2 separate regions of the Homo sapiens genome follow, and region 1 is linked to region 2. The links are chromatin contacts, found by Hi-C in ENCODE. All regions are on one chromosome and are shown on one strand. Each heading gives the region's core, a stretch centred on a gene start or an enhancer-like site at or near the end of the contact. The rest is flanking DNA. Distances are from core to core; before and after follow the strand shown. Region 1 overlaps LOC105373611 (a long non-coding RNA gene). Region 2 overlaps LOC105373611 (a long non-coding RNA gene).

The links. Hi-C counts contacts between places; a loop is a spot of excess contacts on that map. Pooled maps may share reads with other maps.
Region 1: a map of ascending aorta shows a loop between it and region 2 (4-fold over the local background). The contact joins two enhancer-like sites. A Hi-C loop is called at or near these places in 3 of 168 maps with a recorded cell type or tissue (aorta, ascending aorta and lower leg skin) and 6 of 50 pooled maps.

Annotation. Positions count from the first base shown.
Region 1 is chr2:128,464,963-128,468,303 of GRCh38, forward strand. All of the region lies in intron 1 of LOC105373611 (a long non-coding RNA gene), which reads left to right. Among named protein-coding and RNA genes, the nearest start is that of HS6ST1, 150 kb to the left of the region's middle. Within about 2 kb of position 1,514, at least 4 of the 41 ENCODE cell types and tissues checked have a DNase peak (open chromatin) inside an H3K27ac peak, as active enhancers do.
Region 2 is chr2:128,420,691-128,424,054 of GRCh38, forward strand. The region is part of intron 1 of LOC105373611 (a long non-coding RNA gene); the gene reads left to right. Among named protein-coding and RNA genes, the nearest start is that of HS6ST1, 100 kb to the left of the region's middle. Within about 2 kb of position 2,066, at least 5 of the 41 ENCODE cell types and tissues checked have a DNase peak (open chromatin) inside an H3K27ac peak, as active enhancers do.

The DNA.
Region 1 (3,341 bases), core at 264-2,763, 44 kb after region 2:
ATATGTAGGAAAATACCTAAATACCAACAATAAAGTAGGATTATAGACACTTTCAAATTTTCCTTGTATTTTCCTGCATTTTCCAATTTTTCAGAGTTGAGACCTATCCTTCTGGTGAGATGAAAACTATGTTATGAACTGGTTGGGGAGTGCATTTTCCTCTTATAGGGCTTAGTGTGGGGCTGGGCATCTACCGAGAGCCTCTGATGAATTTTACATTCAATCTGTGAAGCACTAAAGGAGGATGCTTAGGGTCTAAGCAAGGAAAGGCCTCACCAAAAGAGAACAGAATGCCGAAGGGGTCCTCCTGCTGCCCCCCTTCCTGCCCCCACTCCTCCAAATTGTCCCAGCCTCCTGATGTGTGAGTGCTGGGCGCTGGGAAGGAGCTGCCTGCAGAGGCCTGGGTGCAGGTGGAGCTTTGTTTTCCTGGGCTGGGCCAGGTTGTCCTCAGTGTTTGCCCTGTGGGGCAGTATGGGAGTGGCACCCTCCCCCTGGCTTTCTTCACCCGCCAGCCTCCCTCTCACTTTCCCTGGCATCAGAACTGAGACTCTGCACACCCAGCTTTGCCCCTGTGGGTTCCTCTGCCTGATGCCCACTTTCCCATGAAGCTGCTTGGGTGCTGCCTGTCTTCTTTGAGAAACCACTCTGGGACACTCCAGGAGAAAGAGCACCTGCCCCCTCAGGATGGTCCCCAAGCTAGTCTGCTGCTTCTGTTCCCTGTCTGTGGGTTCTGAGAGGGCAGGACCTCATCTGTCCTGCTGCCTGATGAATCTCTGGGGTGTGCAGTGCCAGGGGGCTTCTAGGAGCCCTGCCCTGCAGGGTGGGGAAGGTTATGACCTGGATACCAGCAGGACCTCACACATCTGTCCCCTGGGGAATGGCACATTGGTCCCATCCGTAATGTAGCTCTAAGAAGATTCATGTCACCCCTACACTTGCAGGATGAAGTGCACATCCCTGGCAGGGCCTTCAGGCCCTCTGGACTGACCTTTCTCCTGCTCTGAGGCCCTGGCCTTCTCAGGATGCTCCTCACCCTCATGCTGAAACCACCTTTGCAAATGTATGATAGTAAGAAAAATCTGACATGGTGGACTCCATCTTGCTTCTATGTCTTTGCTCATTCCTTGGTGGGTGTGGGCCAAGCTAACTTTGTGAGAATTTGATTTATAGTTTATTTTTTTATTTTTATTTTTTTTGATTTATAGTTTAAATGATAATAACCCTTCTCCCAAACTGTTCTTGTAAAACTAATGAAAATCCATCAAGTTAGGAGGATGAGAGGGGCTTGAATTTTCAATAATTACCAGTTCATTATTCTGGAGGTCATAAGACTTGCAACTTCCCCAATTATTCTTGCAGATAACATCACTATTGTAGAACCAAATGTTATGGGCTCTTCGGGATGTCACTTTTCTGGCTGGAAACCTCTGTAGCTGGAGATGCCTTTGCCCAAGTTTTGCTCAGGCCTGCTGGGCTCATTCCACCCACTTGGCCTAGCAGGCTGTGCTTGGCTCATGCTGCCAGCCTGGATCCCATGCCTGCCAAGGGCAAGCCAGGCATGGAGCAATAAGGGGTGTGTAAGTGAGTGAGCCTGGAGTCCAGCCACCATGCCCAGTCAGGCACACTGGCTGCTGCAGCAGGGTAGGCAGCTCCGGGTGCAGGCATGGGCACTGGCTCTCTGTGAGGTTGTGGCTGGACCAGGCACACCACAAGCAGCTTCCACGGCTGCCACTGGGGAACACAGTAGCACCTGGAAGCTTGGAGAATCCAGGAACTACAGGGCTCCAAAGAGGGAGTCACAGCCCTACTTCCAGGAACTCCTAGTCTGGGCTCCCCAAAGGGCTGCAGCTCTTCTCACCTTCTCACCTGCAATGTGGTGAGCAAGAGGCATGTTTTAGCCCTGTTTATGTTACAACTCTTTTAGACCTACCATTCAGCAGGTCCCAAGTTCTTGTCCTGTGTCCAGGAAGAAGGAGGCAAGCAGACTCCTAGAGTGAGTAGCTCCTCTCTGCAGATGGTTGTCTCAATGTCTGCTCAGCTCTGGCTGAGCCTGGGGCTTTTATGGGCTTCAAAAGGGAGAAAGTCCACGCCAGTTGGTCTGTGGTCAGCTGTTGGTAGCCATGGGCGGGCCCAGGAAAGACACCACAAGTTCCCACTCTGGTCCATGGGACTGGCAGCCCAGCCCCCAGTCTTCAGGCCCTCCCTGGCCTGAAGGTGGGGCCTCACTGGGAACCCTTCCCCATCCACCCAGGAGCCTCTCTGCCTCCTGCTGCCATTCATAGTGCCCAGGCTATTCATGCCAGGGGTGCCTGTAGGCCATCGCCGAGCTGCCTTCAGCCAACCCTTAACTTCCCTCCCATGCTTCTTGGCACCCAAAGTCCAGAGAGGGCCAAGCCAGCAGGGGGTTGGTGTGTCAGCACTGCCCTGAGTGTGCGCACACCCAGCTGGGCTATATCAGTGCCTGGGCTTGGCCCCAACCCCACTTGAAGATTGGAGTGGGAGCCAGGAGTCAGGAGAGGCCAGGCAGTGGGAGCAGACAACTCAGCCTTCAGGGGCAGGAGGGGGCCTTCTCGGGACCCTGAGAGTGCAAAGATGCCTGGCTCTGCAGCTGTGGCAAAGGCAGGGCTCCTGTCTGCTCCCGGTCCCTCCAAGAGCACAGGGAGGCCTGGTTTCGCAGCCACAACTTGGGCAGCTGTAGCTGCACCCGGGGAGCTCCCGCCCCACCAACTTGTAAGGGGCAGGGCTCCCACTTATCCCTGGCTCCTACTGGCTCTGTGGAGTGTGCAGTCCCAGCTGTGCCTCCCTGCTGGAACCAGCATGATGGCAGTGGCCTCTCCAGATGAGCCGCTGCTGCTGTCACTAAGTTTGGCCGTTTGAGATGTCTTTTTAGGTTTTCACATTTCTGATGACTGTGACTGGACCTGCAAGCCAGTCCTGTGGCCCCACCCAGCAGCCGACTCAGCACAAGAGGACAGCTTCCATTCCCTATGATTTCATCTCCGACCCAACCAATCAGCATGCCTCCTACCTTAGTCCCCTGCCCACTAAACTATCTTTGGAAAACCTCTAACCTTCAGGGAGATTGATTTGAGTAATAACTTTGTCTCCTCAATGGCGTGGCTGGCCTCACATCAACTAAATTCTTTCTTTACTGCAATATCATGGTCTTAGTGTGTTGATTTTGTTTGTGTAGCAGGCAGGAAGAACCCATTGGCTGATTACAACACTAGCAGCATTTTTGGCCTGGAGTGTCCTCTTCTGTTGCTCAGCTGACACAAGTCATTCAGGCCTCAGGCCAGGCCTGAACATCTCCTACCCTGGGACACCTTCACAGCCTGCCT
Region 2 (3,364 bases), core at 816-3,315:
CTTGCCCTCTTGTCTTCTGTCATGGGATGACATAGCACAAAGGTTTTAACTAGATGCTGGCGCCTTGATGTCGGACTTCCCAGTCTCCAGAATTGTGAGAAATACATTTCTGTTCTTTATAAATTACCCAGGCTGTGGTAGTCTGTTTTAGCAGCACAAAACAGACGAAGACACGAACTTTTGCCAGTACCAGGATTTCCGCCCCCAGGCCAGCCCAGGCTGCATCTGTTGTCCTGGTATAATTATTAATAGCACCCCTCCCCAGATTGTCTTGGCTGGAATAATACATTTTGTGGCCCACGCTTCCTGCTGCCCCTCAGGTGTGCTCTGGGCTCCCCTCTCCTGGGCCCAGAGGGTGGCTTGGGGCCAGGGATCACTTCCTCTTGGCATTGCCTCTGTGCCTCACTGAGGGCAGCTGCCTGGGCTCTCCAGCTCAGTTACTCTCCTCCATCCATTTTCTAGATTCCAAAATGTATTGCATTCTTGGATTTGCTGCTGTCTTCTCTCCCATTCTCTCAGTCCTTATGAGCTTATATATATATATTTAAATCTATTGATATCATTTTAGTGGTGTGTTGTGAGAGAGAGCTGACAATGCATGTGATTGATCTTCCCTGTGTATGTGTGAGTCTGGGGTCATGCACGACCAGTTGTAAGAATTGTAGTGCTCCCGCTCACCCCAGCTGTGGCCGCTCAGAAGTTTACCTCACACGTGTTTTCTGTGTGCTGTTGTGTGCGGTTTGCTGGCTCCCGAGGCATTTACAACCCATGAGGTGTTTGTGGATGCCTCCTACGCACCTGGCAGTATGCTGGCGAAGGGCATGGGGCACTGGGCAAGATGGTAACTCCTGCCCATGGGGGGCTTATGTTCTGTGGAGGACAGCAGGTCTTGGGCGGTAGTGCCAAGGCAGGTAACACACTGGCTTGAGATAAGCCTGCTGGGGCTAGACACTGTTAGGGGTGCAAGGCTTAAAAGGATGGCTTCAGCAACAGGAATTCTGAAGCTTTGTGAAAAAGAAAGTAGTCTGATGTCCCTCAAAGCCTCCTCCCTTTTCTTCTTACCCTGCAGTGGGCCAGAGATGCCAAAGGGGCCACCTCCTGCCTCCTCAGGAAAATCTACAGCAGCTTTTGATGAGCTGGTCAGGGATGGTTCTAGTTCATATCAATGCAGGACTTTTCTTGGCCCCTTCGCCAGACTCGCGGCAGGGGTGCCTGGTCTACTCGGCTCGCTGTTCTCAGCCCCTTGCAGGAGGGAGCACTTGAGCAAGTGAGTGCAGGATCCAGCCGGCCACTCCACTGACACAGGAGCAAGCTCTGTGCAGGGCCCGCAGCCAGACCAGGTGTGTGGCTTCGAGGGGAATGCAGCAGCGCCCAGACAAGGGTAGCCATGACCCTGAAGCCCCAGAGAGGGTATTAGCATGCTAATTAGCTCTTTTAGTTCTGCCATCCACAGCCCGATGGATGGTGGTGCGTTAGCAGCTCAGTCAGCCCCTTGCCCCATCTCATGGGGCAGCTGTCCTCCACTGGTGAGGGCATAGGGCCAGTGTGACAGCCTCTCCGGGTACCCGCACTCGGTAGGTCCTGAGCTCTTGTCCAGCATCCAAGAAGAATGAGGTCACGTTTGATGATTGAAGGATGGTGAGGGTGGAGAATTTTATTGAGTGATGAAAACAGCTCTCAGTGGAGAGGGGAGCTAGAGAGGGGATGGGAAGGGCAGGTCATCTTCTCCCAAAGTCAGGAGGTCTCCTCCCCAAAGTCAGGCTGTCTTCCCTCTACTGACTGAGTCTAGGGTATTTATAGGTACCACATAGGGGCCGGTGGGCCACAGGTAGTATTGGAAAAGGCAACATTCGATTGGTTAAAAGGCATTATTCAGAAGGAACCAACTGGGAGAGAGCAGGCAAACAGGAATAGAAGTTCTCACTCTGGTCTGTGGGTTTCAGACTGTTTTTGGCTTGAATGTCGGGTTTCACTGGGGACCTGCCCCTGTCTGCCTAGGATTTCTCTCCTTCCTGCTTCTATTAATATGCTCTTGGAGCATAGTGAGAATTTTCTTTCGTTGAGTCAGATTTGCTTAAGGCATGATGAGAACATGGTGGTGGAGCCGCTGGCACTTCTCCTAGTGTCTAAGGAGAAAGAATTGAGTTCAAGGCAGATCCTCCTCTGGCCCCAGCAGATCAAGTGTGACCCAATTTCATTCACTTCAGATGAGTTCCTTGAGCCTTCGTTGCACATTGCCCTGGATTAGTTTTCTGTGCTGTGTAACAAATCGCCAGGACACAGCAGCTTAAAGAAACACCTATTTTTTTGCTCCTCCTTCTGTAAGTCAAAAGTCCAGCTTGCTGTGGCTGAGCATCCTGCTCAGGGAATCACGATGGGAGAATGAAGGTTTTGATTGGACTGAGTCCTCTTCTGGAGGCTGGGGGCGGGGTGGGAAAACTCTTCCTAGCTCATTCTTTGTTGCCAGGACTCGGTTCTTTGTGGTTGCAGGACTAAGGTGCTGTTCCCTTGCTGCTGTCAGCTGGGGCTGCTCTCAGCTTCTGAAGGCTGCTGCACCGTTTGCCAGGTGGCCTGTCTGTCTTCAGGCCAGCAAAGGCACAGAGAGTCCTTCTCATGCTTCCAAGCTCTGACTTGCTCTTCTGTCGCTAGCAGAGGAAGGACACTCTCTACTTTAAAGGGCTCATGCAGGGGCTGGGCGTGGTGGCTCATGCCTGTAATCCCAGCACCTTGGGAGGCCGAGGAGGGTGAATCACAAGGTCAGGAGTTTGAGACCAATTTGGCCAATATGGTGAAACCCCATCTCTACTAAAAATACAAAAATTAGCTGGGTGAGGTGGTGCGAGCCTGTAGTTCCAGCTACTTGGGAGGCTGAGGCAGAAGAATCGCTTGAACTCGGGAGGCGGCGGTTGCAGTGAGACTGCGCCACTGCACTCCAGCCTGGGCAGCAGAGGGAGACTCCATCTCAATAAATAAATAAATAAATGGCTCATGCAATCAGGTCAGGCCCACCAGAACCATCTCCCAATCTTAGAGTCAGTGTGTCACATGATAGAACTTAATCTCAGGAGCAAAGTCCATCATATTCTTAGTCTCAGGATTATGCAGGATGTGCACTCTTGGGAGTTGAAAATCTGAATGGCTACATGAGTTCTGGTCACCACATGCCTTGAGCTAGATTCCATGTGGGGCAGGGACTTGGTCTGGGCCCTTTGAGAATGTGCTGTGTCCAGGGACATGAGACCAACACAGGTGAACTCAGCCTGGGATATGGAGGGAGTGTCTGGAGAGCTGTCATGAACTAGCTGGGAGAGCTCTCTCCCTCTCCCTGGGGCTCAGCATGTAAATGGCTAAATTGGGATGGACA